Linked DNA regions of Mus musculus: all the other regions are linked to region 2. A link is a loop called in an ENCODE intact Hi-C map of the cell type or tissue named here. Cell type or tissue: gastrocnemius. All regions are shown on one strand. Links, peaks and the distances in the headings refer to the core of each region. The heading gives the core; the rest is flanking DNA.

The links. Hi-C counts contacts between places; a loop is a spot of excess contacts. Peaks named below come from ENCODE experiments on the same cell type or tissue, not always from the same donor. Only the 100,000 strongest peaks of a DNase experiment are listed, where the experiment ranks them.
Region 1: a loop joins it to region 2, with 7 times the contacts of the local background. A loop is called at or near these places in 33 of 42 quality-filtered maps.
Region 3: it touches region 2 in a loop (4-fold over the local background); 32 of 42 quality-filtered maps call a loop at or near these places.
Region 4: it touches region 2 in a loop (3-fold over the local background); 18 of 42 quality-filtered maps call a loop at or near these places.

Annotation. Positions count from the first base shown.
Region 1 is chrX:96,174,742-96,182,542 of GRCm38, forward strand. No RefSeq gene overlaps it. Among named protein-coding and RNA genes, the nearest start is that of F630028O10Rik, 61 kb to the right of the region's middle. In gastrocnemius, for the core only: a CTCF peak has its summit at 3,898 (motif pointing left); a DNase peak (open chromatin) is centred at 3,890.
Region 2 is chrX:96,015,255-96,023,055 of GRCm38, forward strand. No RefSeq gene overlaps it. Among named protein-coding and RNA genes, the nearest start is that of Gm41897, 32 kb to the left of the region's middle. In gastrocnemius, for the core only: a CTCF peak has its summit at 4,491; a DNase peak (open chromatin) is centred at 4,483; H3K27ac peaks cover 355 bases.
Region 3 is chrX:96,158,558-96,166,358 of GRCm38, forward strand. It overlaps Msn (moesin), which reads left to right. Exons shown (of 13, transcript NM_010833.2): 8 at 1,531-1,694; 9 at 4,810-4,940; 10 at 5,193-5,353; 11 at 6,818-6,910; 12 at 7,368-7,592. Among named protein-coding and RNA genes, the nearest start is that of Gm30427, 57 kb to the left of the region's middle. In gastrocnemius, for the core only: a CTCF peak has its summit at 4,245 (motif pointing left); a DNase peak (open chromatin) is centred at 4,226.
Region 4 is chrX:96,129,268-96,137,068 of GRCm38, forward strand. The region is part of intron 1 of Msn (moesin); the gene reads left to right. Among named protein-coding and RNA genes, the nearest start is that of Gm30427, 28 kb to the left of the region's middle. In gastrocnemius, for the core only: a CTCF peak has its summit at 4,166 (motif pointing left); DNase peaks (open chromatin) are centred at 1,605, 4,192 and 6,169; H3K4me3 peaks cover 262 bases; H3K27ac peaks cover 4,377 bases.

The DNA.
Region 1 (7,801 bases), core at 1,643-6,642, 160 kb after region 2:
ATTCTATAAATGTATATAAGTGTTGTTGGTAATGCCTAAAAATTCAGAAAGGAGACCAAAGGAGAATAAAAAGATGTGCAAAGGAATGGAGGTGGTTAAAAGATCACACGTGACCGGAAAACCAAGAAGGACTGGTGATGAGAGAGTATAAGGGGCAGACAGATGGTTGAATATCATGAGGGGGAAGAAGATTCAACTAGAAAAAATTTATTATTTGAAAATTCTATAGCGAAACCTACTATTTTATACTACTTTGAAAGTAAAAGTAAATATGAAATGTTTCATGTTGCAAGAATGCCAGTCTAGCAGCAACTTGATACCATACGGGGAAACAAAGAATACTCATAAATTATGTAACAAACGACAGTACAAATCCATTATTTCTTCTTTTGTTTGTTTGATCACAGGCAGCAGCCTATAAAATTCAGGTGTAGGAAAGGACTTTGTGAAGAAGACTCCATTTGATCAGGGATTAAGGCCAATGGTTGACAAGTGGGAACTCAAAACTAAAAAGTTTCTGTACAGATAGGGAAACAATCTATTGGAGAGGAATCCTACAGAGTGGGAGGAAATCATTGCCAGATATACTGCTGACAGAAGATTAATATCCCGAATATGCAGAGAACTCACAAAACAAAGAATTGAGGAAACAAATAGCCCATTTTTTAAAAAAATGGGCTAGGCATCTAAACAGAGAGTTCTCAATAGAAGAAATAAAAATAAAAATGGTTAAGGACTACATCAAAAGTTGTTCACTATCCTTGGCAATTAGCAAACCGGAGATTAAAACAACTTTGAGATTTCATCTCACTCCAACCAGAATGGCTCAGATTAACTGTTTTTACTCCCTAGCTATTGTGAAGGGCAGAAATGAACATGGTTAAGCAAGTATCTGTGGAGACAGATGACATCCTTTACATATGTTCCAAGGAGTCGTATTGGTGGGTCAAATGGTAAATTCATTTTTATTTTTATTTTGTAGATGTGGTTTAAGGGAGAGAGGATTTCTGTTGGTCAGATTGCAAATTGGTGTGTCAATCTGCATATTAGTGTGGATAATCAGAAAATAAAAGTAAAAATGAATTCACCATTTGACCCACCAATACGACTCCTTGGAACATATGTAAAGGATGTCATCTGTCTCCACAGATACTTGCTTAACCATTTTCATTTCTGCCCTTCACAATAGCTAGGGAGTAAAAACAGTCTAAATGTCCTTCAAAAGATAAATGGTTAGTGGAGGTGTGGTACATACACACAATGGAATACTATTCTGGGAAGAAACGTGAAATCATGAAATGTGCATGTAAATGGATGGACTTAGAAAATAATATGCTGAGTGAGATAACACAGATCCAGAAAGACAAATGCTGCATGTTCTCTCTCATCTCTGGTTCTCATCCTCAAATCTCCAGATGCGAGTATAGTACATGGGATGACCAAAGAAAGCTGGAAGTATGAGGGGACCATACACGGGGAAGGGTTGGGAGGAGAATAGCAGGATACAGGTGATATGAGGTAGGAAATGGAAAAACCCTGAGGAGTATTCTAATTGGGTACCAGGGAGAGAGGTCCATACAGATGGAAGAGCAAGAAGGGGGAAATATCAGCAAAGTTGCTTGATAAAGCCTCAAGGAATCTTTTTAAAAATATTTGTGTAAAATCATACACAAAACATTTATGCATACACACAAGTTATGCAGCTAGGGCCGACAATGCTCGCCATAAGAACCATAGACTAATAAGAACCCCAGAATAATGCACAAGCAATCTCTTTTAGAATAGTTGGTTAAGCAGTCCAAGAGACACCCCAAAGAATACAGACTGACTTGGCTGGCTATCAGAGCCTGAAGGTAAACTATTGTTGAAGACGCTGCACATTTAGGACACTGGATTCAGATGATTGGAGTTGGATAAAACCTGAAAGCCTCCTTCTTGCAGTCTAGCTTTAGTAGTTTCAGAAAAAAATATGTGTAAACTGCCAAGGGAGGGAAGCTGTGACAGCTATGAAGCACAACCATGATCAGCATGGCAAAGTAGACAGACAGATACAGTAAGTGGTGCTCACATGGTGGTTCCAGCTAGTACTAGAAACCTAGTACTATTTACCATCCTGGAACTAGAAACCTAGCCATCTTTCTGGTCATAGACATTACAAGAGAATCTATTACTATCACTTTGCTAGATTAGCATAGTTCCTAAGTACATTCTAAATCTCATGCTTACAAAATCAGTGTAGCTACCACCCCTCATCAAAGAAGTTTCTCTTCACAGACAATGGAGACCATCACAGAAAACTGCAAATGGACACAATGCAGAGAGATCAGCAGATAATGGAAATTGCAGCCTCAGTGTGTACATCTACATTATAGTTTGTGCATATATGGTTCATGGAACTTCACGGAAGAAAGGTCAGAAAGATTGTAAAAGTCAGAATACCAGGAAATCCACCACAAAATGGTCTCTCATAGAAATGACTGTATCAAAAAGATCTGAACGTTGGCATATTAATCGATATGCTAACACTGAAGGGGGGCTATCTTATGGTGGGTCCCACCTCTGAACAAGGAGCTACAGGCAACTGCTGATTGCTAAGAATGTGTTAGCCCTTCTCAGAAATGAGCCCCGTGCCTAGCAAACACGGAAGTGGATGCTCACAGTCAGCTAATGGATGGATCACAGGGCTCCCAACGGAGGAGCTAGAGAAAGTACCCAAGGAGCTAAAGGGATCTGCAACCCTATAGGTGGAACAACAATATGAACTAACCAGTACCCTGGAGCTCTTGACTCTAGCTGCATATGTATCAAAAGATGGCCTAGTCGGCCATCACTGGAAAGAGAGGCCCATTGGACTTGCAAACTTTATATGCCCCAGTACAGGGGAACGCCAGGGCCAAAAAGGGGGAGTGGGTGGGTAGGGGATTGTGGGGGGGAGGGTATGGGGGACTTTTGGGATAGCATTGGAAATGTAAATGAGGAAAATACCTAAAAAAAAAAAGAAATGAGTCCCGTAATTGGTTGTCCAAAATAAGTGAACAGATTTGAAACCATATACACACAAACAAAAGTGGACCCAGCAGGTTTTATTTATACATTTGTGTACATGTGTGCATGTGTGCGCACGTACACACAAACACACACACACACACACACACACACACACACAGAGAGAGAGAGAGAGAGAGAGAGAGAGAGAGAGACAGAGACAGAGACAGAGACAGAGACAGAGACAGAGACAGAGAAAGAGGGAGGAGAGGGGGAGGGAGAGGGGAAGGAGAGGGAGTGAGAGAGGGGCTAGAGATATGACAGTAGTTAGAACATGGAAGGAGTTGGCAGGAGGGGGCTTGGGAAAGGCTGGGAGGAGGAAAGGAATGGGGAAAAGTGGAGTAAATAAAAGTAAATGCAAGAGAAAACAATTCTAAATTTATCTGACAAACAAGAAAAATATGTAAGATTTTATAGGCTACTGTACAAAATAAAACATTACACAAGTTTGCAAGTTTAAAAACTTAGGTGTACTAATGAAAACTACATAGGTGTAACGGTGATGAGAAAATAAAATATATTGATAAAATAGGTACAGAGCAAAATGTATAAATACATATTGCTATACTGTGTGCATCTATTCTCCACAAACCATTTATCTAGGTAATTTGCATAATTTGACAGACAACATAAGTATTTTGATGAGATTGATGTAAACAGAATTTGCTTAAAGTATATATATCTCTGGAAATATGCTTTCACAAGTCTACATGGACAAACTGGAAATATGTACATCAGCTACTATTCTCATTACTGCATTCAAATGTCTTACAAGAAGCAACTTAGAGGAGAGAGGATATTAGGATCATAGAATCTCGATGGAGGGGATGTGGGGGCTTGGGCTCCATCTAGTGGTCATGGACTGTAGAGTGATTTGCTACATCTCAACCTACCATGAATCAGAGATTACAGTTCAGAGTGGAGCCAGCTTTAATCCTCTATTCCTGTACCTGTATCCCTGTATCTGCAAGCTGGATCCCATGACCAAAGGATTCACCACATTCCCCAGCATCATTGTCCTCTAAAGTTCAAAGATATGGACCTACAGGGGACATTTTATGTTCAGTCCACCATATAGGGGAAACCACCACACAGACACTCAGTTTATCCTTTTCTCTCATAAATTTGGTGTCTCATATTTTTGTTGAAAGTATGCATGATACGAGATCTTTGCTGGATTTTATTAGACCTAGGATAGTGGTTTTGGTCATACCCAAATTATTTTCTAGGGTCTCTCTCTCTCTCTCTCTCTCTCTCTCTCTCTCTCTCTCTCTGTGTGTGTGTGTGTGTGTGTGTGATGTAAGATTACCTGGATGACTTCTTTTGTTTGTTTGGGTCAGAAGTACTCCTGAGAAGAACATCAGATTATCTTGTGGGTAAAATCAGCCTTTGTTTTTTTTAAATAGTATTTAATTTATGTTAATTTATTTTTATTTTATGTAAGTTGGTGTTATACCTGCATGTATGTCTGAATGGGGGAGTCAGATCCCCTGGAATAGGAGTTTCAGAGAGTTATGAGCTGCCATGTGGGTGCTGGGAATTGAACTTGGGTCCTCTGGAAGAGCAGCTAGTGCTCTTAACTGCTGAGTCATCTCTCCAGACCTCAGCTTGTTTTTTTATTCTATAGTAATTGATGGGAAATACCACCGAAAGCTGGGGTATGTGGTTGCCTTAGATTTTGTTTCTGCTCTAACTCAGTAAAGTCTACCTTCGCCATCACGATAAATTTCTATGTTCCTATATCTGTGAGATGTGTTGACAAAAGCAAACATAACAGGCTTGAAGTTGGGCCCTGCTTCCTCCAGGCCAGGATACATAGCTCCCATTATGATTTTGACAATTATGTTGTCAAAGAGCTGGTTCATATGAGGAAAGATTTTTTCTGAGAAGAGTATGAATATTCTTAAAGATATTCCTTGATTACATTTATCATTCATAGTAAGCTTAAAGCACATTCATAATTACTCTAGAATTATTCTGAGTAAATATGCAATCTATTGCTACTATATTTTCAAAGAGATAAACAAAAATAATGACTGCATTAGTAGTTAAAGACTGTAATCATGTTGTATGGGTATATATTTTACTTGAAAGGCTAAAAATACCCCACATAGATAATAAATAGAAATTACTTTGGCGTACTTGGGGAAATTTTGTATTGCTATGACTAATGCCCCAACAAAGAAAAATTACATGAATGGCTTAAATTATAGCCATTCTTTAAAAAAATAATATCCTTGTTAAAATGGAAAATACAAAAGGTAAGAAATAATTTTAGCCCAGGGAAGGATGTAGGGCAATCTAGCCTTATTAGTGGGAAAGAATTATGTATTCAGTCCAAACCAGTTACTGAATAACAAGGCAAACAGCACAAATTGACAATTTGTTCAAGATATGGCTGTCAGGAGATAGCATGATATACTCATAGGTGTTGTGAGATTTGGGGCAATGGGAGTTATAGGTAACCATGATTATTTTTTTTAGTCCTTCCTACCACCTTTTTGTGGATTTTAGAATTTCTATTATGCAAAAGACCTAGAAACAGGAAATCTAGTTACAATGGTTGTGAGCAGGTGGCTTGTCAGGAGGCTACATTTGCATACACAATTATACTCTTTGACTTAAAATTTGTACTTTGCTAGGGCAGCTTGAGGAAAGGCAGATGGACACTGTAGGTGAATAGAGTTTGATCTTGGAACATGGCTCCTAGCCTAGGAGAAACTACTTGAAACATGAACTGTTTATTGAATCCCACAGCAGGGTTGATTGAGAACACTTAGTATTTCATCCTCCACTCTACTCTCTGCATACTGCTTAACCAAGAAAGAGGTTTCTTTAATATATGACTAAGTACAAAATGTCTAATACTCTCAAGGTATACTTCAGATTTAAAATAAATATGACAAAAAGAAATGGGTAGTGGATAATGAAGAAACACATAACTGGTCAAAGTGGTGAAAGTGACTGTGAGAGTCCAGCCATAGTTGAAACATCTACATGATACTTCTTCCACCTAAGGGAACATTATGAAAGAAGGAGTCAAAAGAATGTAAGTAACATCTGGAGGACAAGGAAGAAAGTTCTGAAATGTTGTTCTCTGAATGCAACATGGCTGTACGTACATTGCACCTCTGTGGTTTCCTGTAGAAGACTTGCACTAGATCAAGCCAATAAGAACTCCAGCATTGATAGGAGGGTGGGCTTCTGAAGTGCCACTTCTAGCTGAGGAGCTATTGTCAGTTGATTGCAGTTGGGAAAGGGATTGCTACTTTTATTTTAGAATATGGCTGATAGTAGGTTGGCCACGCTTCATGGACAGCTCCACATCTGTGTGCAAATGGCCAGCACTCATCAGATTCATTGGGTTATTTATTGGATTCACTGGGTTATTTTTAAAGGAGGATATGGAAGTGGGAGGGAGATGTGTTGGAGTAGGGAAGAGTTTGGAAGGGAAGGTGAGAATAGATTATGATCAAAACATCATATATCAGGATGTACTGTATGATGGAAAAATAAATATTAAAAAAGAGAAAAATGCATCATACATATGGGTGAAATGTTCAAAGGACAAATAAAATATTTGTCAAAAAATATGTAGCAGGGCCAATGAAATGGTTCAGTGTGTAAACATGCCTGTTGTAAAGTCCAGTGAACTGCATTTGATCCCCGCAGTTCACATGGTGGAAATCTACTCCTCCATGTTGTCCTCTGACACCCACATCTACATGTCCATCCACACACACCTGTAACCCCTACATCAACACCACAACATACATAGCTGTTGAAGATGTTTGCATTTGAATTCATCATGAATGATTTTGTGTGTGTGTGTGTGAGAGAGAGAGAGAGAGAGAGAGAGAGAGAGAGAGAGAGAGGGAGGCTACTTAGTGGGTGTATTGGTATTAGCAAGAGGGAAAGAAGTGGCTGTGCTGATAATGGGGATTGGAAATCCCTAGTTTGCTCTCCTAGGTTCCATTCTTCCTCACTGCGGAAAAAGAAAACAACATCCACACATTCAAGCCTGTTTTTCTTTCAGATTGAATGTATTCCTTCTTTTCATTCAGCTACCATGCTATATATAACCATTACTCACCTTACCCTTGCGCATTACCTGCTATTTTACAAGAAGCAAGTCATACGTAATATTTCTTTACTGTCTCTTAAGAATTATCCTCATTTACAGATGAGAAGTTAAGGCACAGGGAAGTAAGGTATCCTATCCAATATAAAAACTCATCAGTGATTATGTTGACATTTTAGCCACCTTCTAGCTGGGTATGCTTTCTCACATGTCATTGGTTTAAAGTAAACTGTATATAATCATGCCAACAAGAAAATGTAGATCACTGTGTCAGAGGTTATTCTTTAATATAAGGGTTTGTAATGCAGCCTTGAATGAACTATGTAGCTCAGGGTCACCTCAAACTCATGATCCACTTTGCCCCAGTTTTCTGAGTTTATAGGATTATAGGCATATACCAGTACATGCACCTAGGGACTCTTTCATGTTAACTAATTTAAAATTTACAACAATTCCAGATGGCAGAAAGCAGTGTTGTTCCCATTACAAGATAAGGAAAACAAACTGGTAAATAGATTGCTTAAACTAACACAGCTTCAAAATCGCAAGAACGGAGATATGAAATCAGGGACCCCTGGAGACTGTTTTTTTTTGGGGGGGGGGAGGGTTGCAGGGCGGTGTTTGAGCAAGCATTTCTCTGTGTAGTGTTGGTTGTTCTGGAACTTGCTCTATAGA
Region 2 (7,801 bases), core at 1,711-6,710:
TATTCCTGGGTTGTCTGTGAATTTTCTAGAAAAGATTTGTCATCAGCATAGGGGTGCTGCAATAAACTAATGACCAGTCCAATCATTTCATAGAGTGAAAAGTTTGCTAACTTCATTGTATCTTTTCTTCACAATAAACTATTATCAGTCAGACACCTTAACAGAGGAAAAAAGACTGTTTATGCTGGGAATGGTTTGGGGAAAAGAATGGGCTTGGGCGTTGAGGACTAGAGAAATCTGACTTTCCTCCTTAGAGCATGCTGGTAGAAAACCTGGGTTCTTTTCAGACATAAGTGGTCGTTAGAGGAGAGGTTTTCATTTAAGCAGCAACTAAAGATGAGAATCATGACAAAACATCAAAGATAGACGAATATTCACTTCCTTGCTTTTACAAGTGTAGTAACTTGTGACTTTCAGAAACCATTCTAGTCCACTGCCTCGGAAGTTGCCTCACTCCGTAAAGTGATTGTTATGTAAGCATGAGTATTCGAATGTGCTCCTGAGATTTCACATTCAAAAGGTATGTGTAAGCCAGGGTTAGTGTCTCATGACTTTAATCCCAGCACTCAGGAGGCAAAGGCAGGTGTATCTCTGAGTTCAAGGTTACCCTGGTCTACAGAGTGAGCTCCAGGACAGACAGTACTCCACAGAGAAACTACCTTGAAAAACAAACAAACAACAAACACAAAGGGCATGAGAGATGACACAATTGTAATCCCAAAGCTAGGGAGGTGAAAACAGGTTTCCTGGGGCCTTGTGGCCAACTAGACTAATATAATTGCTGATGCCAGGCCAAATGAAAGACCGTGTCAGAAAACTAAAACAAGAAGAAAAACAAAAACAAAACCCCAAGATGCATGGCACCTCAAAAATAGCACCAGAAAATGACATCTGACTCCCATATGCATGTGTGCATGAACAACTGCACATACACACACATGAACAGATCTGTAGATCTGTAGAACAGATCTGTAGATCTGTAGATCACAAAGCTATAGATAGAGAAAATGAAGTCTAGAAAACGGGTAAGATTTCCCAAGGACACAAAAAGAAGTGAGTGCAGGGATCCCATGGGGGAGCTGGTGGAAGGACTGGAGGAACAGGGGGAGATTTTAACCCCATAGGAAGAACAACATTGGCCTGCTGGACCCCCAGTGCTCCAGAAACTGAACACCAACCAAGGATTGTAAGGGAAGGACCCATGGCTCCAGATACATAGGTAGCAGAGGATGGCCTTGCCTGGTATCAATTGGTCCTGTGGAGGTTTGATGCCCCAGCATAGGGCAATGCTGAAGCAGTGGGGTGGGAGAGGGTGAGTGAGTAGGGGAAGCACCCTCATAGAGGCAAAGGGGAGGGGGGAGAGGGTGGATGTGGGATGGGATGTTTATGGAGGGGTAACCTGGAAGTGGGATATCATTTGAAATGTAAACAAATGGAATGATTGATTAATAAAAAAAGATTATACTCCACAAAAATAAAAGTAAAAAATAAAAAAAGAAGTGGTAGTACCAGTACTAGGGGATATATGACCTAAAAGTAACACTTTATCATTCTTTGTCAACTCAGTAGTCTCAGAGATGGATCAGGAGAATTTATGATCAAATTATACAAAGTGTATTGTTGCAGGGAGCAGCACAATATCAGTGAAAAGAGAGGACAAGACCGTGCTCCAGTGGGTACATGGGCAAAGCATATTGGACTTGGTGGGTTTTCTTAAGGCGAGGGCACAAGGGTGGGAAGGTGGACCTGAGAGGAATAGAAAGATGAGTGTGATGGGGTACATAATCGATAAAAATATTATGTTGAGAAAGGAGTGGGCTAGAATGATACAGAAAATCTTGAAGCTTGAACAAATAAAGGAAAGAGGACCCTTTACATACCACCAATGGGACTGTAAATTAGACCACCCATTATGTAACTCAGTATGAAATTTCCTAAAAAAAAATTTAATAACAGATCCACCACCTGACTCAGGTATCCCATTTTTAGGTGTATAGCTGAGACACTAAAGCAACTCACCATAGTGGTATCTGTACATCCATGTTTACTACAAGACTGTTTACAATAGCTCAACCTAAATGTCCAGGAACAGATAAATAGGTGATATAGACATACAATGGAGTTTTATTCTACCATATAGAAAAATGAAATTAAGTCATTTACAGGAAAATGGATAGGACCTGAGACCATACTCTTAAAGTGAACTAATCAGATGCAAAAGACACTTACTGAATGTTTTCTCGCACTTAGGGGTTCATGAATTTTTGACAGATGCATATAACACACACACTAAACATGAAAGACAGAGGAAGATTAGGAAAAAGGAGAAAAATAATAGGAGATAGGAAAAGGAAGAATGTTTAAGTGAAGGAAATAGGAGGGGAACTTAAAAGAAAACTGTCTCCATGAAACCCAACATTATGTACAAAGAATATGCACCAATAGCAATGGATACAGAAATAGGGCTTCAGTGACCCATTACTCAGACATTTTCTTCCATGCATTTGACTACATTGCCAGATTTATAAACCAAAGAAGAAAAGGAAAAGGAGAGTGTAGAGTTTCATGGCCTGTCTAGTACTTTGTGAAGCACTGTAGGAAGAAAGTAATGCAAGTTTAGTTATTTCTAATCCCCCAACATACGATGCCTTGAAAGACTGAACCTACTGCTGGGCATGGTGGCACACACCTGACATCCCATCTAGGAGTTTAAGGTCAGTCGCAGAAGTATATAGAGATTGAGGTTAGGTCAAGCTACAATAGATCCTGTCTTAAAAAAACAAACAAACAAAAAACAAAACTGGAATTATAGGAGGCCTTAATATAGGAAAGCAAATGGAACACACTTTTAACTTCTCTGTAAACTTTCTAACTCCTCAACATGTTTTTTTTTTGAAAACAGAACCCCAAAATCTCTTGCCCCTAGGTTCATATGTAAGAGGGGTTGGTCTCCATTTACTGGCACTGTTTGTGGTGGGGCATGTTCTTGTTGGAGGAATTATGTTACTCAAGGCTGGCTTTGAGAATTTAAAGACTCATGCCATTTCCAGTTCATTCTTTTTTGCTTCATACCCGTGACTGAACTGTGAGCTCTCAATTCTCAGCTTCTAGCACCAGCTGCCCGGCCTGCCACCTGTTGTCATGCTGCCCCCTTTATTATGGTCTACAAACCCTCTGTAAAACTGTGTGTTGCCAGGCTGGTGAGATGGCTCAGTGGTTAAGAGCACTAACTGCTCTTTCGAAGGTCCTGAGTTCTAATCCTAGCAACCACATGGTGGCTCACAACCGTGTGGGAAGCTACAGTGTACTCATATACAATAAATTAATCTTTTAAAAAACTGTATGTAGCCTTGGTCATAGAGATTATCATAGATCATATCATAGGGTATTTTCTAAAAACTAAGCACTCTCTCTGACATTTCAACCTCCTGTCATGATTAGGTTTAAAATCTCATGCCAAGATCACTGATTTCTTTTTCTAATCATTAGCTGTCCTTCTTCTAGAGGTAACAGGGACATAATGAGTATTATACTTTGGGTAAGTACTACCCAAAAGTTCATGTACTGAAGGGTTAGTCATCAATCCTTGGTTTTATGTGCTAGAGCCTTCAAAAGGTATAACCTAGTGGGAGAGCGTTAAAGCATCAGGATTTTTACCATTTTAAAAATCTCTTTCTGTTTCCTAGAAATTATAATGTGATCAGTTATCATCTACCACATGCTTTTGCCATGACATATTTCCTTGTCATAAGGCCCCAAAGCAGCAGAACATAGTGACTGTGGACTGAAACCTTTAAAATCGTTGTCATCATCATCATCATCAACAACAACAACAACAACAACATGGCTATTCTGGAAATTGTGGCAATCTTTTTGCCCTTGCCCCACATGTGCTACAATTACAGGTATAGTACCGCCACACCTGAATAAATATTTCCTTCTTTAAAATAGATTACAATATTTTTCATAGCAACAGGAAGTCAATGCACTAAAGATAGTGATACATCTTGAGTAGGTACTACCATTTGTTAAGAAGGCTTCCTTGTCAGATGAAAACTGAGGCCATCAGCTACTTTGTTTCCAGACTATCTCATGGTACAATGACACTCTACCCCAGATATTCATCTATAGCCTCCTAAATCTGACTGCTTTGCCTGTGGCAAAACCAAACCAAACCAAACCAAACCAAACAAACAAACAAACAAGCTAGAACAAACAAACAAAACAAACAAACATCCCCTCCTAGTCTTTTTCTCAACAGAGCTCTTCGAGGCTTCCTGTTTCTGGTGGATGGATAGGAAGAATGTCATCCAACACACACTTTTTGAATGGATCCCTATCATTAGGAGCGTCCAGAAGGTTGTGTGACTAAGACCAGACTGTGTCTGACCCTATCTGGTAAAGCTGTCATCTTGGCCATCCTGGCCAACCCTTTTTTTAAAAAAGTAGTTGCCTTGGCTAGGTGTCAGGCCGGGCCTGCATGCTCATCTCAGACCCATAGAGGGCAACCAAGACCAGTTTATGAGAATGTTTCTGGGTGTGGCCTTTCTCTCTCTCTGCTTCCTTTCCAGTGCTTGTAAAATTCTAGAACCACAGGCTGTCAGAATCATAGTATAGGTTAGATAATTTGTATTTACATCTCTTCATAACAGAGATGAAGCACTGGATATAACTCTGTAGTAGAGCATTTGCCTAACATGCTCAAGACCCTGGGTTTCATCTAGAAGAAACTGAGGCCTAAAGAAGGGTTAGAACAGTCTAAACTGAAATAATTATATATTCTCTGTCAACTTGAATTAGAACCCGTATTTCTTGGGTCCTGTTTACGAACTCATATATAAAGTCCAATAAAATGCTTCCTTCCTTCATGATTGTGGCAACTGAGGCGCAGGAAAGAACTTGGCTAAGGTAATAGAGTTGTGGCAGAGCTAGGATAAAATTCAAATCCTCTAAACAACAGCCCAGGATTCTTTCGCACAATGGCAGGATTCAGCGCATTCTCTTTGCTACAGGTGAAAAGGACGCAGAGAGGGGATGATCTTTACCAGCAGCTGCTGAGTACATTAGTGGCTGTTGGCTGCCTTTTACATTTGGGACTGAATGAAAATTGGGTCCCAAACTTTTAGTCTTAGAGAGACCCCCAATAGCTTAGTGCCCCAATGTATCTCAGAATTATATTTCAGAAGTTCTGGTTAGTCATTACTTGTTTTGTCCCCAAGAGCCTGGCATCTGTGGTAAACTGTGTGTGTAGGAGGGGCTGTCCATCTCTGTTCAAGCTCTCCCCTCCACAGGAAAAAAAATTCTCTTAACAAAAACCTCACCTCATTTCTCCCCTGTCAAGGCCTCAGGCTTTGAGAGTGAGAGGATGAGTCACTCTGTGCCCACAGTCGCCTCTGTGGAGAACATAATTGCTAGCTAGGATGTCACCATAGCACCCAGCCATCACATTTGCAGAGCTTGTTTTTGTCAAAGCTCTTTCCTATCTTTATTTTCGCCGCTACTTCCCTAAGCCCCAGGGAGCCAGATGAGGCAGAAGATGTCATTACCTCTTCTTTTACAAAGAAGAAAATGACTTGTGAGGGATGGATAAGGGACACATGACCAAGTCTAGGACAAACCGAGACTAAGTCTCCAGAACCTTAATTTTCCAAGTTTCTGGAGTGTTCTGCATCAATACCCATATCCCCAGAGGAAGTAGCAGCATCCGTCTAGTACCTGGTAGCAGTTACATCTTTCATTTATTAATCAGTAAGCTGTGGCCAGATACTGTGCTAGCCTTTCATTGGAAACAAAAAGCCCAAAACAAACATCTGCTCAAGCCCTGTCCTTCAGTGTTTATGATTTACATGTTGGTCATGTCACTGCCCCACCCAATGGCAATTGTCTTCCTTTGGACAAAGTGATCCAAACAGTGACTTTCCACTGATGGTGCTGAACCACCTTTATGATTTTTCTCAGAGCACTTGATTAGGAGTCAGAAGGACTAACATTCTCCATTCAGTTTTCCATGCTTCACTTTGCAGCAAAGGATACACCTATGGGATGAGTTTCCACATCTGCAGAAGGGTAGGATTTGGGAACAGTGGAAATACCCTTGCTATCCTTGGCTTGGGTTGGTAAGATGACTCAGTAGGCATGAGCGCTTGAAGACATGACTTCAGTGCCCAAACTCAGATACAAGTGTTAGAAGAGAATTGTCTTCACGGAGTTATCTTCTGAATACCACAGCACAATAACAACAATAATGATAATAATAAAGAACACATTAATCGTGTCACTTAGGAGAAGACGACGCTAATCCATGGAATCTTCTTTTTGAATGAAAAGTACAGAAGGCCTTGCTATGGGACCATTTTGTATTATGTTATTTTGTTTTATTTTTCTTTTCATTTTCCTTTGAGAGAGGGTCCCAATATACAGCCCAGGATTGCCTGGAACTTACTATGATATCCAGTCTGGCTTCAACTCTCAATCCTCCTGCCTTGTCCTCTAGAGTTGCAATAGCACACTTGGCTTCTCTAAGTTGCTTTGACCTGCTATTTTGCTTCTTGTCTCTCTATGAGCTGTACTAGAAGGAGAGGGGACTTGAACTTCCTAACCACCTCAAATGAACCGAGAAACTCAGGAATCACCAGAAATGTTTAAAGTGGGAAGCTATTTCATTCAGACTCTGGGTTTGAGGAGGAAGTAACAGAGAATGGGGTGGGGTGAAGGGAAGGTGGCAAAATAGGAGGGGACAGAAATAAAGAGAAGGATGTAATAATGAAAAAACAACAATATAAAAGGAGCTGTATTATAAAACCTTGCACCTTGGAGTTAATGTCATCTAGAATAAAGGTAATCTTTGAAATAAATCAAGGCAGGAGAAGTCTTGAGAGTTGATTATAGTTATGCAGCAATATGGTAGCGCTACCTCGACTCAAATCATGACTAGAATAAAGGGAACTCAAAACAAAATGGCTGGGTTGGGGAAATAGTTCAGAAGCAAAATGCTTGCAAAACATATACAAGGACCTGGGTTTAATTCCCAGCACAATAAAATAAATAAAAGTAGCCTGGGGTTTGTCAGTATGTCTCTGCAGGAAGAATGCCAGTCTGCTCCACAGGAGGCAATGGCATCAGGGAATCAGTCCTCTTCACATCAACTTTCCTTTTGGAGACTAAAACACACAGACTAGACTAGTGATCTTCACTGGAGTAAGTTAGTGTCTGTGCATAATACAGTGTTTAGAGACTCGTGTCAGACTTCACAGACAATGGAATTTGGGCTGTGGGCCTTAACAGACAAAAATATTAAACAAAATTTTAATGGCAAATACATAGTTATCTTTCAAAACTGTTTTTTAAAAGGACTGGGGATGTAGCTCATTGACTAGAGTGCTAGCCATCATGCCTTAATTCCCTTCGTTTGGTTTACAGCAAGACTTAAACTGAGTGCGCTGGTGCATACCTGTAATCCCGGCACTTAAAAGATGGAGGCAAGAGGATCAGAAATTCAAGGTTATCCTCAAATAAGGCCAATCTGAACTGTATGGACTTCTGTCTCAAACAAAACAAAACAGAAAAAGAACAACAACAAAAACAGCCCCAAAACATCTACTTTGGGTAGACTTTTGTTAAGGTGGAGAAGGGAGTTATGTTTTCTCATGGGACTATGTCTTAGTCAGGGTTTCTATTCCTGCACAAACATCATGACCAAGAAGCAGTTGGGGAGGAAAGGGTTTATTCAGCTTACATTTTCACATTGCTGTTCATCACTGAAAGAAGTCAGGACTGGAACTCAAGCAGGTCAGGGAGCAGG
Region 3 (7,801 bases), core at 1,521-6,520, 140 kb after region 2:
GTGACCTTTCTGCCTTTGGCCTCTGAGTGCTGGGATGACGTGCATGTACTTCTAGATCCTCTAAATTTTGTCTTTTTATTATTATATTTAGTTTATTAATTTATATAGTTTGTGACAATAATAATTAAAGAAGAGATAATGAATTTTGGGGAAAACACAAGGAAGTTGGAGTGATGTATTAGTGTTCACGTAGTAGTTCTGAATAAAATAAATAAAAGGCCAGCAGAAATGAAAGGCTTTTAAACAAATAATAATCAAGATAATTGAAGTTTAAGAAATTTAGATATTTGTGTACTTAATAGCCTGTTTCCCCATAACTAGAGCTCACTTAGCAGAGATTACAGAGATGGTTTAGAATCCTGTGGTGGACCTGTTGATGAGAATATCAATTATCTTATAGAAGAGGCCCTTTGAGATTCAGTAGTTAGATCTCTAGGTAGAGAGATATGACATTGTATGTTCCCATAAGAGTTAATCCAGTTGGGTCAGTCAGTCACCTGGCTAAGGGAGCGCTGGTCAGAAACGTGTAAGTTCCTTACCGCTGCCTTCTGAGAATAAGTAAGTAGGAGAAATAAGTATCTCTCTAATGAGGTGGTGTACTTTTTCTTCCCAAAGTTTCTCCTCCATAGTTTAGGCCCTATGAGCTGCCATGGGGTTCTGTTGGATCTGCTCATCTTATTGTATCCTGACATAGGAAAACAACCTTTCCTTTCCTTCTCTTCTGCAGTTTTGTTGTGATTTCGGACTAGATCCTATAAATACTTTCTATGGGGCTTTTGGCTTTTTCATACTTTCTGTAACAATCTCCCGGCCATGCAGTTACTTTCCCACCATGTGGCTAACTTCTATACTGACTTAATGCAAAGGTCCTGGCCTCTTAAGCTCCAATCTGTGAATCAGTAATGAACTTATTTTGAAAACTAAAACAAAATACTATTGCAGAAAAAGACACTTCCAAGAAAGTGTTTTAGGGTGTTTTTTCTTTAGATTTATTTTTCCGTTTTCTGTATTTATTTATTTTTTTGTGTGTAGAGGGAGTATAAAGTGTACAAGTGGAGGTCAGAGGACAACTTGCTAGATAGAGGTCTTTTCCTTTCACTGTGTTGTTTTTGGGGATCAAACTCTTATTATTAAGCCTGAGAGCTTAACTTTCTGAGCCATCTTGCTGGCCCCAGGGTGTTTTTCGTGAGCAGAGTTGGAGAAAAACTGTGGTTTGGAGGTAAGAGGACTGGTGTCAAAGAAAAGAATCATGGGTTCTACTCTTAAGTCTACCACTACTCTGATACCTGACTCTGCAAAAAATATTTCCCTTACTCTGGTAATTAATACTCCCAACTGGAATACAAATGGGTTAAACTATATCATCTTTCCAATACTTTTGAACTTAGCTTTATAGAAAGCTTTCCTCAAAATTTTATTTTTAAAGTTTATTATTATTATTATTATTGGTACGTGTGGGCATGCATGTGCCTGCTCAAGGGCACATGTCAGCCATCCTGCTAGCCCTAAAACCTTTGGTTTTCCCTTCAGGACTTTGTGTTCTATGCTCCCCGGCTTCGGATTAACAAGCGGATCTTGGCCCTGTGCATGGGAAATCATGAGCTGTACATGCGTCGGCGCAAGCCTGACACCATTGAGGTGCAGCAGATGAAGGCCCAGGCTCGGGAAGAGAAGCACCAGAAGCAGATGGAGCGGTAGGTGCTATATAGAGTGCTGGAATTAGGACGAGTGCAGTGGTAAGGAAGCTTTGGAAGGTTCCTGGCTTGCTTAGGGAGTGGAATCATCCCAGGACAAGGGACTTGTGAATTGGAAGGGAGGACACCCCAGATATTCAGTCTCAGCACAGAAACAGGCATCAGAAATCTTGGATTTCAGAGGTTGTAAGAGGGAGGAGCCTTTCATAGTTTCCTGTTGTCAATGACTCTCGTGCCATTACTGTGCCAGGTACATTATGGGTTGCTATTGGTTAACTGGCAAGTAGTATGGTAGTAGCTGAAGAGTCTGTACACAGTTGTACTTGGGTTGAGCAGAAACAAGCAGAGCCCTCAGAATTTCCCCTACAATGCCCTTAGTGTATTCAGTGTAATCTGAAGGTTAGGAGCAAGAGAAGTAGGAACTGAGATTCCAGTCTCTGACTTTCTGATCAGTATCTTAGGATTGTAGGTTATTATTTATCCAAAGAAGATAGACAAACAGTCAATAACATAAAAATATCCTTAATCATTACAGAAATGCAAATGAAAACCGTAATCAATTACCATTTTATGCTTATTAGTGCGGATATAAGAAATAAAATTGAAATATAAGTACTGGTGATGTTCTGAAAAATTAGGAATTCATGCATATTACTGGTGGGAGTATAAAGTGGTAGAAGCTAGTTCCTCAAAAAGATAAAATATAGAATTACTATATAATCTTGTAATCCCATTCCTAGGTAAAGTAACCCTCAAAAGAAAAGAAAAATGGATGTGCAAACTTGTATGTACACACGTGTTCACAATACCACTATATAGACACTTAAATGGTAGAAAATAATCTAGTTAGTACCAAGAGATAAATATATAAGTTCTAATTATACACAATAGAATGTATCTTCTAATAAGTATTTTGGTTTTAATTGTGTGCTTGTGAATGCACGTGCCTGAATGAGCACATTCCTGGAGTACAGGTGTATGTAGAGAGGCCAGAAGAGCTCATCAAATACCCTGAAGCTGGGATTAAAGGTGGTTGTGAGCTACTGCATGCAGGGCCTTGCAACCAAACTTTGATCATCTTCAAGACCAGCAATTGCTTTTAAACACTAATCTATCTCTCTATCCCATAGAATATATATTAATCTAGTTTATGTTGTTATAATAAATGACCTAACACACTGAGTACTTCAAAAATAAAGAGGGTGTTTTTACTCATGTTTTTTTGGATGCTGAGAAATCCAAGATAGGATGGCCAGATCTGTCAAGAGCCCCATATTGCGTTGTAATACAGTGGGCATGAGGATTCAGAAGAGATGGTAAAGTTAATTGTGACCACCTCTTCTCAGAAGAAGAAAAACCATCTTGTGAAACTTAACTCCTCCTGAGCATCCTTTTTGAAAGTGACTACCCGAATCATCTTCCACTCATGCCCATCTAATAAAAGTTTCACTGCCTTTCAGTGCCTTTACACTAAGGACAGGGTCTCTAAAACACGAACTTATGTAGGAGACAAACCATAGCAGAATAGTTTTTATCCATCTGTGCTGCAATGTGATATACTCTAAACATTATGCTTAGTGAAAAAAGTGTGAAGTATGACAAGTTATATATTATATATTCTATTTATATAATATAATCCCCAAATGAAGTACACACATACACACACACACACACACACACACACACACACACACACACACACACCAGTGTGTATTGGTGGCTTCTAGGTTCTGGAAGAAGTGAAATGTGGAGAAATGACTTCATATATGATGATTTAGAAGGTAAGAATAGCTTAGCTTGCTGGCACAAAGTTGTTACAAGTTCAAGGCCACCCAAGCTTAAATAGTGAGACCCTGTCTTAATGTAAATAAAAACAAAATGATCATATATTTCTTTGAACATTGAAACTGGTTCTAATGCATATATGCACACACATACACACATACACACAAATGCATGCGTGCATTCACACATACATACAACACATATGTAACTAACATTGATTTTACCCCCAAGCAGTAGAATTTAGACTCAAAACCCTGTGAATATGAGGCAAGTACTCTATAACTGAGCTATTTTGACAGCCCAGTGTTCTCATTTATTAAGAAAAATATTATCAAGATTTTGGGAGTAGTTTAGTGAACTAGGCCAAACCCTGTTAAACCTCACAGTAGAGTAACAACAAGAGTGAGGGATGTGCATACATATATATATGCTCAGAGCATCTTTCTCATACAGTCTGAGCAGTGAACAATTTCTCTTCTTGTGAAGTTGATATTCTAGTGGGAGAAGACAGATAAAGTAAACAAATTATTTAGCATATGCAATTGTGAAAAGTGTTGAGGAAAAGTGCGTGCCAAGCATTCTGAAAGGTCTCAGAGTAAAACATCTTGCTGCGGTGTAAGACTGCCTCCTAGAGGGTGGAGAGATGGCTCAACAGTTAGGACCACTTAGTGCTCTTGCTGAGAACCCAGGTTTGATTCCCTGAACCCACATGGCAGTTTTCAACCATCTGTAACTCCACTTCCACATCTATAACTCTGGCACCTTCTTCTGGATGCCATGGGTACTGCATGCATGTTATACACTTATATATGCATGGGAAACACACACACACACACACACACAAATAAAATAAAATAAAAATTAGTAAAGTCTTTAAAACAAAAAGATTGCTTCCTTGAATAGATAGTGAGGCCAGAAAAAGTAAATACTTATTCTAGATCTGCAATAAAATCTGAGAGGAGGGAACCCAGAGCTATGGTTGAAGGCAGACAAGGTTAGCCCTAGCCAATATTTGGAGCACAAAACCAAAACTTGCCTTTCTGTGAAGCTATAAGACAGTGTGCAAAGTTAGTAAATCATGTTACATATGGAAGGTGGAGAAGGAGAGCAAAGCCATCTAGTTGGTTGCTTGCCTTACCAGCATTCCCTTTTAAGCCTTGTGCGTTCAAGGTAAATGTACTGAGCATGGAAGCCTATGTGGAACTATGGTGTGATGACTCGGTTATATGAGAGTGTGGGGAGGCTGAGGCCTGAGAGACTTATTCCCTGGAACCCCTCAAGATTGCACGCAGCCTTGCTATCCTGTTTCACCCCTCCTTTTCTTCTCTAGTGCTCTCCTGGAAAATGAGAAGAAGAAGCGTGAGCTGGCTGAGAAAGAGAAGGAGAAGATTGAGCGGGAGAAGGAAGAGCTGATGGAGAAGCTGAAGCAGATTGAGGAGCAGACTAAGAAGGCTCAGCAAGGTGAGGCTTGTGTTCACTGTGCAAGTTGAGGCTCTTCAGATCCTCACCTAAGGTGGACATTCTTTTTCCCCCCGGAGCTGCAGAACAACACTACATAGTCTAGGTGTGGTACAGAATAATAATATAAAAAATATCAAGAAAAATCCTTAGAACCCTCACCTACTGCACCATGAAGTGGAAAATTCCCAGGAAGCAGGTTACTGTGCCATCTTCATCTCTGAGCCCTTCATCAGTTTCCTGTTTTTCTACCAGAGCTGGAAGAGCAGACCCGCAGGGCCCTAGAACTTGAGCAGGAACGGAAGCGTGCCCAGAGTGAGGCCGAAAAGCTAGCCAAGGAGCGTCAAGAAGCTGAAGAAGCCAAAGAGGCCCTGCTGCAGGCTTCTCGGGACCAGAAGAAGACCCAGGAACAGCTGGTAAAGTTGAATCCTGGGCTGGGTTGTGTGCATGCATTTTTCTTGCTTGACCCCTATACCCTGCTTACTGGTTTATAAATCCCTTTGCCTGCATACCTGTGTCTTTCTAGTTTGTATCCCAAAGATAATAGTACATTCAAAAGCAAGCTGCGGCATCACTGGTATGGCCCACACTCTTTCATAGGCCTTGGCTTTCATTTAATTTTTTTACATATAGATCTCAACCTGTAACCCAAGAAAGGAAAAGAGAAAGTACCTACTGGTGTTTCTTTAGCATCATTTCTTCTTCCCTTCCCTTCCCTTCCCTTCCCTTCCCTTCCCTTCCCTTCCCTTCCCTTCCCTTCCCTTCCCTTCCCTTCCCTCCCCTCCCCTCCCCTCCCCTCCCCTCCCCTCCACTTTCCTCCTCTCCCCTTCTTTCTTTCTTTCTTTCTTTCTTTCTTTCTTTCTTTCTTTCTTTCTTTCTTTCTTTCTTTCTTTCTTTCTTTCTTTCTTCCTTTCTCTCTCTCTCTCTCTCTCTCTCTCTCTCTCTCTCTCTCTTTCTTTCTTTCTTTCTTTGCCTTATGGAATTAAATCCCATACAGAATAATGTGACCAAATAAGCAAATTGGCAATCATGGAGGCCTAGAGACTGGTCAAAGGTCACAGCTATGTTTGATGAAGGTCTACAAACATTTCTGTCTCCATTGGAAAGATTCCCTCCCTGAAATCATGTGTTAAGCTAGGGATCTGTGACTTGAAAGTTAAGAATCAATGGCTTAAAATAGTCCCTTCCCTTGTAGTACTGGTGTGCTGGTATCTCTCAGGAAGAAGATGTCATGAGAAATTTGCCTGAGGGATAAGGGTGTGCAGAAACTTTTCCATATTGTAGAGGTTTTCTATGATATTAGTATTTATTAATTCTGGTAGCAGTCTTGGTGGAAGCCTAGGATAACAGTGAAGGGTTTGCTACTTCAAGCAGTGGCTTCCAAGCTTTGCTGAGGCCCCGCTGCATGCATATTTGGCAACATTAAAAGGGGAAGAAGGAAAGAAGAGAGACAGAGGGGCTGGAGAGATGTCTCAGCAGTTAAGAGCGCTGACTGCTCTTCCAGAGGTCCCGAGTTCAAATCCCAGCAACCACATGATGGTTCACAACCATCTGTAATGAGATCTGATGCTCTCTACTGGTATGTCTGAAGACAGTGACTGTGTACTCAAATAAATAAAATAAATAAATCTTAGGAGAGAGAGAGGGAGAGAGAGAGGGGGGGGGAGAGAACCAATTGTCTGCCAGGAGGCCTGTAGTATAGGAGGGGATCTCTGACCTATGAAGGAGTAAAGGGTGGAGTAATTTGGTTAAAAGTCACTAGGTCAGCAAGAAATGGAGCAGCCGGTTTCCTACCAGTTTATCAGAGGAACTGGGGTTACAGGCATCTGGACCCAGAAAACCCAAAGGTCAAGCTCTCAAGGCTTCTAATATGCCTGTAGGCTTCAGAAATGGCAGAGCTGACGGCACGGATCTCCCAGTTGGAAATGGCTCGAAAGAAGAAGGAAAGTGAGGCTGTGGAATGGCAGCAAAAGGTAAGATACAGAATCCAGGCCAAAGCACTGTGGGAGATACTATGCTATATGTGTATATTCTAGTTTCTTACATTTCTTAGATTTAGACTCCCCATTTTTTGATGCAAACCATTTTTTATTAGATATTTTCTTTATTTACATTTCAGATGTTATCCCCTTTCCTCATTTCCCCTTTAAAAACCCCCTATCCCCTTCCCGCACCCCCTGCTCACCAACCCACCCACTCCCGCTTCCTGATCCTGGCAGTCCTGGGGCATAGAGCCTTCACAGGACCAAGGACCTCTCCTCCCATTGATGACTGACTAGGCCATCCTCTGCTACATATGCATCTAGAGCCATGTCCTAACTATTCGTCCTAACTGGCATCTACCTCTTACTAGACGTGTCTTTCAAGGTATGATTGGGTTGCCACAAGATACCTGATCTGACTGCCAGTCCTCTTTCTGTCACTGAACAGGCCCAGATGGTACAGGAAGACTTGGAGAAGACTCGTGCTGAGCTGAAGACTGCCATGAGTACACCTCATGTGGCAGAGCCTGCTGAGAATGAACATGATGAGCAGGATGAGAATGGAGCAGAGGCCAGTGCCGAGCTGCGGGCTGATGCTATGGCCAAGGACCGCAGTGAGGAGGAACGTACCACTGAGGCAGAGAAGAATGAGCGTGTGCAGAAGCATCTGAAGGTAAGCAGGCAGGGCCAACAACAGTCAGGGAGACTGTGAGTCACTAGCCTATTACTCTCCACTCGTACAATCAGAAAATTTATAGCTAGCCAAACTACTTACTACTTCAATATTTGGAATGTTATTCTGATCTACTCTCAAGAGATAACCATCGTTTAATTTATCTTATAATGTATTTATGCGGTGCATGTTCACACGTGCATAAGGAT
Region 4 (7,801 bases), core at 1,307-6,306, 110 kb after region 2:
TAAGTTGGATGTTCTGTATTGTCTAACAAGCTTCCACCCACCCTTTATGTTTGACCTAAGTCCTTTTCCAAAAGTAATCCTGGCTTTCCAAGGTAGTATGACACTCTGCTGGAGGATTTTTGAGACTCTTCCTTTTCTCCAGGCCTATGTGATTAACTTTATGCAGCCAAGAGTTGAGCTGAGCTGCAAGATGAGGTGTGGGTACGAGCAGGTTGTCTGAGAGTTAGGAACAACCTGTTTAGGCACGGGAAGCTGGAATTCCTCTTAGAAGCCCAGTGAGGCTCCTGTTGCACTGAAGAATGGTGCGTTCAGTCAGGCATCACTGAAGGTTGACATCTGACTTCTGACTTCTGACCTTGGATCAGCTGGGAGGACCTCCCTAAACATGGAATGTTCAGCCACATTCTTCACTATATTTATAGGCTAGGAAGGGAAAACAGAGGGGAGCCAGGGAACGAGCTGATTAGCGAGAAGTGAAGACATTAGCAGTGAGTAGGGCTGTGGCACTCCTTCACAACTCTAAATTTGTTTGGTTGCTGCTCTTACAGATTGGAAGTCATTTTCTTTTCCTAAGTTGGGTAATGCCACTCTAGGCCCATTAACTCACTGCTGTCATAGCAGAAATGCCAGTGTTGGTATTTAGGATTACTGTATGAGACTTGTGTGACACTTTTGAAAACACAATTTTCCTGTGTTTTTGTATCTTCTGGTTCACTGATCAAGGAAGGACACTGGCATTGTCCTTCCACTGGCATTGTCTTACAATCTTGAAATGTAAAAGAAGTTGGCCTTTTACCCCATAAAATAAATTTATTTATTTATTTATTTATTTATTTATTCTGGAAGCAATGTGATCTGTCATCCTCTGTCTTTAGGTATGTATCCTTCACTGTATCAGGTGATCTCAAGATTATCTAGTCACTCTTCCTGTCCGTCCCTCTGTGAAACTCGGAGATTTACTTCAGATTATTTAGCCTGTTGAGGCAGAGAACTCTGGCTCCCTCTCCAGTCAATCAGATCCTCCTCCACCGAGGGGAAGTGTGGTAATGACATTATCTTTCCCTAGGCAGCCACGTGTTCTCTGAGAACAGGATGTGGGGAGGGCTGGGGCCCAGTCACAGGGTGTAGGGGATGGCCCTGGAAAGTGGGCTGGCATGTAGCCACGAAGGTTGATGTGGGCTTCCTTGGCTTTGAGATACTTTGAGATTCATTAAAAGCCCCTATACTCATTCACAAATGTTCACTCATGTGTATACCTTACTCCTACCTATGACATGGCTGCATTCTTAACCCAAGAAAAATATACTGGTGAAACACCTGTGTATATGAGGTCCTGATGTTTGGCCTGCAGTTCAGTGGATCGGCCAGGTCTGCTAACTGTACTAGCCCATTCCTAATTGTTCCTGTCAGGCTAGCAAGGTGAGGTTGAATAGCTTAGCCCTAGTAGACATTGGGGATGCCTCCCTGCTCTTTCTCATGGCCCTAGTTCATTTCCGACCCTCAGATGGCTCCTTAGTACATTGGGGGTGATTTGCATGTTTAGTTTCTTTTTAGGCCTCATCTTCCCCCTGCCCCCACAGCTTCTGCTTGGTATGTCTGGAGATGTACTGCTGAGGGTGGGGAAAAGAGGATGTAGCTAGCTTCCTGTTCAAAGGAGGGTGGGGCTGCCGCCTTCCTGCTTGTCTGCCCGCCCCCCTCCCCCAGCTGTCAGTCACCCGGCACTTAACTGCCTAAAGGGTTCAGCTCGGAATGACCCGAGGCTGAAGGAATATGCAGGCATATTAAAAAGGGGATTTACTCACTTTAGCTCCTCTTTTCAATGAGGATAGATGGACCCTCTGAAAACACCTTCGGAAGCCAGCTAGTTTGACCCCCGTATTTCAGGCCGAGAGACAAAGGGTCCAGAGAATACTATAAGGAATTTATGGCAGAGCTAAGATGAGTAGAATTCTAGGAGACCAGACTGGAACTCTCCATTTCCCCATGTTATTCTAGAGGGTTTCAAACTGGCCAAGCTGTCTGGTGAGCTATAGCACCCTATGTGAGAGCTTATGGCTAGAGGCCACTAGATTACTTGGATAAAGTTAAATGATAACTGTCAAAATAACTTGTAACTAAAAGAAATTGCGAAGAGCAAATAATAGTCAGTGTACTGGTAGCTTTGAAAACCCATACTGTAGTTTTACCTCTGAATTTGCATTAGATGCTTTTTTGTCCTCCTGAGAAATGTATGTAGCCCAAACTAGTCTTGAACAGTCTGCTGTAGTATGGTGCTGGGATATTACAATTGTCTCCATAAAGCCTAACTAAGCAAATTGCTTTTCCCTCAGTGACCCTCCCATTTCTTCTTTCATGAAGAGTTGCATCTCTGCTTTACTTTTGATGTTTGTTCTTTGTCCCTTAGTTCTCAGAGAATCCAAGAAGGGGAGGTTGGTGTTTAAGGTCTGCTCATTGCCAGAAAATTCCCCTGAGAATGAGTAAGTGTGGAATGCTTATGAGGCAGAGAACTCAGGAAGACTCTTGACAGAGGCCTTAAATTAGAGCATTTTGATCAATATGTTTTGGCTGCTGAGTTATCTGTACCTCCCACTGTCTGGTTCTTAACTAGATGGAAAGATGGTTGAATACTCTGGACAATAGCTCAAAGGTTTGGCACAATTTTCTGTTTAGGCTTTCAAAATCTCCTCCTCCTGCCTGTAGCACCTGTTCTGTCACATCTTATCTTCAAGGTCCCTGAATGAAGATTTCCGAGCCAGAAAACATCTTGGACATCTAGGTTACTGATCCTGTGCTCTGATGTCACCAGCATCTGTGCCAGAGTATGTTTCTTTAAGCTCAGGTAGTGAGTATCTCAGGGTATTTGTTGAAATACAGATTCCCAAGCCTCTTCTCTGGAGAATATATTATAGTAATCTTGCGTTGGCAACTAGGAATCTGGGTTGTTGACTAATGTCAGAAATGGTGTTTGCAATCAGTTAAGGGCACCATCTCATCAGTACCAAACAACATGTTTGCTACACTGGCATTGCTATGCTCACTTTATTAAGGGCTTTTGGCTCATTGTTGGTAGAGCTAGATCTTGTATTGATGTTTTTAGGATATTATTCCATGCTCTCCCTGCTATTGAGATACTACTTTAGTTTATGGGTATAGGTAGTGGTGCTTCTTGGTAGGGAAGAATAGGCATTATTGTCATCATACTTTATAAACAAGGATACTAGAAAATAGAGGGATGTAGTGGCTATAGAAAGACTATGGCATCCTTGATCTCTGTGGTGGATGTGGGTTATATGTTTAATCTTGGAGAGCTTTTCCTAAACCACTTGCTCAATGTCTTCTAGTTAACCTGTGCTTTCTGTGTTTCCCTCAATCAGATAGTTTCCAAGCCATTTTATCATCATGAGGTTTACAAACTCGGAAGGGCCTTGAAAAGTAGTTCTTACTTTCTGATGGCCAGTCCCCTTCTGACCCAAGAAGCCAGAATCTGTGTGGATCGGCAAGGGACTCTTCTAAAAATTTACCTCAGGTGATAGATTGTATTGAGTCATTTTGAGGCCTATTGTATGATCTTTGTGATACCAGCTGTGAGAATTTGGGAGTCTTGGTAAGTTTTACTGAGTGGTAAGGGTTAGTAATAAAAGACTGCAGGAAAAAATAGTCAGGCAGAGTTCAGAACAAGGAAGGAAGACATGACAGCCTTTGAAGAGAATAAAACACTGTAACTGCTCTGCTGTGTTCACTCATCCTTTATGATTCTGTTTTTTTTTTTTTTTTGAGGAAAATTTCTCATCTCTCCTAAGAGAGAGAACATTTAAAAATGCTGTGCCAGGCTTTGTGGTGCATGTATGTAATTCCAGCATCAGGGGTGTGAAGGGCAGGAAAATTAGGAGTTAAAGATCATCTTTAACTACTATTAAACAACTACTTTCATACCGAAGTAGATAGAAGTCAACCTTAGCCTAGCCCTGGGGTTGAAAGCAGTTCTTTTTGATGAGGCCTGTAAGCCTTCTCCTGGCCCCTGAATAGTTTACTGATCCTGGCTTTAGCAGTTTTAACACCCAGACCTCAGCTGGTGCCTGGATCAACTGCATTGTTCTTCAGAGACAGACATGACATCGAAGGTTGATGTGTTGTGCTCCTAAGCAGGGGGAATAGAGCCCTCTTCTGGTGCCCTGGGCAGAGCCTGCGTCTTCAGGCTGCCAAAAATGCTCTGTCTCCAGTCTACAAATAACTTCCTGTGGAACTTGCTGGCAGGAGCCTGGGTCAAGCAGGAAGCTGACTGGAGAGAGTGAAGCCCAGCTGGGTGTGGCTCCAAATAACAGTTTCTCACATTTGGATGCTTATTTTATTAATGATGGGCTTACTTCCTTTTCATTTCAGCACCTTCAAAGTTTTATGGGAATTGTTATTCTTGGCTACCTAGGTATGGACCCATTCCTTTTATTCTTTATGTCTTTGCTTCCATGTTGTTATGAAATATTGTGTCTCCCTAGAATGGGTGGTAGTGGTTATCTCAGCATGAAAGTTAGATCTATGCCCTGTTGAAAACTAGACTTCCAAATAGTGTCACTTTTGTGTTTTTAATTGAAACCTACTGGTACAGCCAGCCTCCTTCACATAGTATCTCCAGATTCAAAGTAGCATGTATAAAGGGTCTACTAACTACTTCTACTATCTAGGGTGGCATGAGGGCATAGTAAATGTGCTATGGAATCAAGAGCTAGTTTTTAAAAACTAGATATTATTTGTGGTGTTGGAGCACTGAGCCACTCTCATAGCCCAAGCGCCCAGGTTTTAATCCCTGTTCTCAAACTTCCTAGTAGCTGTGTGACCCTGGGACAGTGCCTCTCTTTCTCATCCCTCAGTTTTCCTATCTGTGAACTGGTGAATTTGAGTCAAATGCTCACTGAGGTCCTTTCAGGTTTAAGGGTTTGGGAATTCACACTGCTTATCGTTTCTGGATAACCATATTAAGGACATCGTGGGGCAACCTATGTGCCTGAAGGAAGATCCGACCTGGGGTTGGGCATTGTTTGTTTCTAGGGTATGTTTTGACTGATAAGCTGCTTTTGACAGTGAGACCATAATTAATTCAACACACACACACACACAAACACGAGTAGTTTCTTGCTGATAAGGTGGCTGTATCCTCATTGCTGAGAAGGTTCAGTACCTCAAACATGGTAACTGAAAGAGTAGCACTCAAGTCTCTAGTGTACTCTGTCAGTTGAAATGCTTCTTGGAATTTTTAGAGGGCAGGGCTGAGCCAAAACAAATGAAAGAGACTCTTGTCTCCTGTGTCTTTTCGAGCAGCTGGAGTGGCTGGAGAACTAATGTTGAGTCATGAAGGTATGGGTGTGGGTCAGGATTGCTGCGGTTTTCTTCTGTAGAAAGTACAGAGAACAGACACAGACATAGGAAAAGTGAAGCCCAGGCAGGTCTGGAAAGGTCTGGAAATAGAGGTCAAAAGGGAGGGAAGGGGATAATCATGCCAGGTGCTGTTTCCAAATCATTAAGGACAAAGACGAATGAGTTGTGGGAAAGTTGATGTGTGTGTATATATGTTGGGGGCAAGAGGCCGGGTGAAGGGGTTCTCCACCTCCGGGGATAGAAGATCAAGGCAGTGCTTGCTTTCTTCTTAGGGAAAAGAAGTGCTTGAGGCTTCTCTGTTCCCCTAAGAATCAAGATAGTCCAGGCCCTGCCGCAGGAAATGCTGGCTGAAGGTTATTTGAGTGACTCTGGTGATTACTCTCTGCCTGAGGAAGAGATTGGAGTTCTGGGGTTGCTCTAGTAAGGCCTGTACTTCCTCTTGCTCCTCTGCTCCAATTATAACTGTCTTCCTCCCATTATCAGCCCCCTGGAAAGCTCAGAAAGAAAGGCCACTCCCTCAGAATTCAGAAATGGCAGGTAGTCAGTAAGGTTGTTGAGGTCAGACCCAACTGGGCTTCCACAGGTTCTGCCCCAGGGAGACAAGGGAATCCTATCCAAGCAGTGTTTCCCAGATGTACCCAGGCTTCCCATGCTACAGTGTGTGGGCTTTGGCAAAATAGTTACCAAGACAGTGTCTGAAGAGAGCAGTGAAATTACCATGACTAGAGAGGTGGGTGGAGTTATGGAAGGAGCTCCAAGAATGTCCAGAAGACCCGCCTCCACCAACTGCTAGCAGAGGAAATTTGGCTTAAGTGACTGAGCTGAGGCTGTGGGTGACTCGGCTGGCACCGAGTTGGCATACAATAAGTGTTCTGTCACCTGTGCCTATGTACTTGAGTGTTTTCACTTATGAACTGACAAAAGTTATGTTCAGTTGTTCCAGCAAGTTACTTGTGATTATTTCTTCTCCCCATCCCCCCCCCCAGACAAAAAGATTTTATTGTTAAGAACACATAACAGGTGGGGGTGAGTTATGGCTAGACTACTTTGCTGTGGAGTACTCCTGCTTACCTGGGTGATCCTGGCTCTAAGGAAAGGGAGGGCCTCTTTGAAGCCACTGGGTCATAGACTAAAGCACTCCAGCTACTGCTGCCAAGTCCGAGTCAGCATCTGGCCTGGTTATGTTTCAGGCTATCCAACTTGAGGTGTAAGAGTGATCCCAGTTGAAGCCTTTGGATGGTGGACCACCAAGAAGAGTTAATTGTCAGAGAGGTTTCCTGTGGGAAGTATCTATGTATGTTCAGTAAGCATCAGTGGCCAGTGTACGTGCGAGGATGACACGCTCTTGAAATGCATGCCCATCATTTTTGTTGTCATGTTCCTTAAAGCCTTCTGTTCTACATAGATATAGTCTTTGACCTCAGTCTATGTCTGCATACTCAGGCCCAGCTTAGGCAAGGATTTAGCTGTGTAAACAATTCTCTCTGCTGCAAATTATGCTTCAAATTGCTAGTTTACTCAGATCAGCTCCTTTATGCCCTGCCAGGGAAAGTTATGCTGAATTTGGAAGCTTCAATTTCAGGGTTTAAAAAGAAATTTCTGTGTGTACTTATGTGTGCACTTACCATAGTATACAGAGGTCAGAGGACATCTTATGGTAGTTGGTTCTTTCCTCTCAACATTCAGATTTAGGGCTTGCGCTCAGGTTGTAAGGCTTAGTGGTGGGTTCTCTCTGGACACCTTTTTTTCAACCTTTCCAAACAGGACTTCGTTCTCCTTTCTCCCCATCTCTGTCTCTGTTTCTCTCTGTCTCTCTGTCTCTCTGTCTCTCTGCCCCTCCCTCCCTCCCTCCCTCCCTCCCTCCCTCCCTCCCTCCCTCCCCCCCTCCCCCCTCCCTCCTTCCCTCCCTTCCTCCAATGAAAGAGTGAGGTCAATTTCAAAAGGAGGAAAGTGGTACCTAGTAGGGTAAATGTCCAGAGGGCCTCATGTGACATGGGTCTGGGCTATAGCTTGTTTTGTGTAATTTGCACCCCAGATTATCAAAGAACAAGCCAACCTTTAATCAGTACTAACTCCTACCATTCCCATCAATTTTTAGGCTCCATTTATTTTACTCAAATCCCCTTGTTTTGTTTTGTTTTTTCTATTTTGAGTCCCTTTCCCAAAATCAATCCTGTCCTTAGAGGTCTATGGAAAAAGCACCTTAATATGATTCTTAATTTGCACAAAAGTTTTTTTTTTTCTGTTCTGCTTTTCAGGGACTTCCCTGTGTATTACCATTACAGTTCTTTGGTAATTCAGTAATTGCCTCAAGGTCAGAATAATTCTACAGTTCTCCTACACTCATTATTCTTTAAACAATGTGCTCCATCTGTATTAGGTGAATTGAAATACATTTCTAGAAAGTTCCTTAACCAGACATTTTTCTATC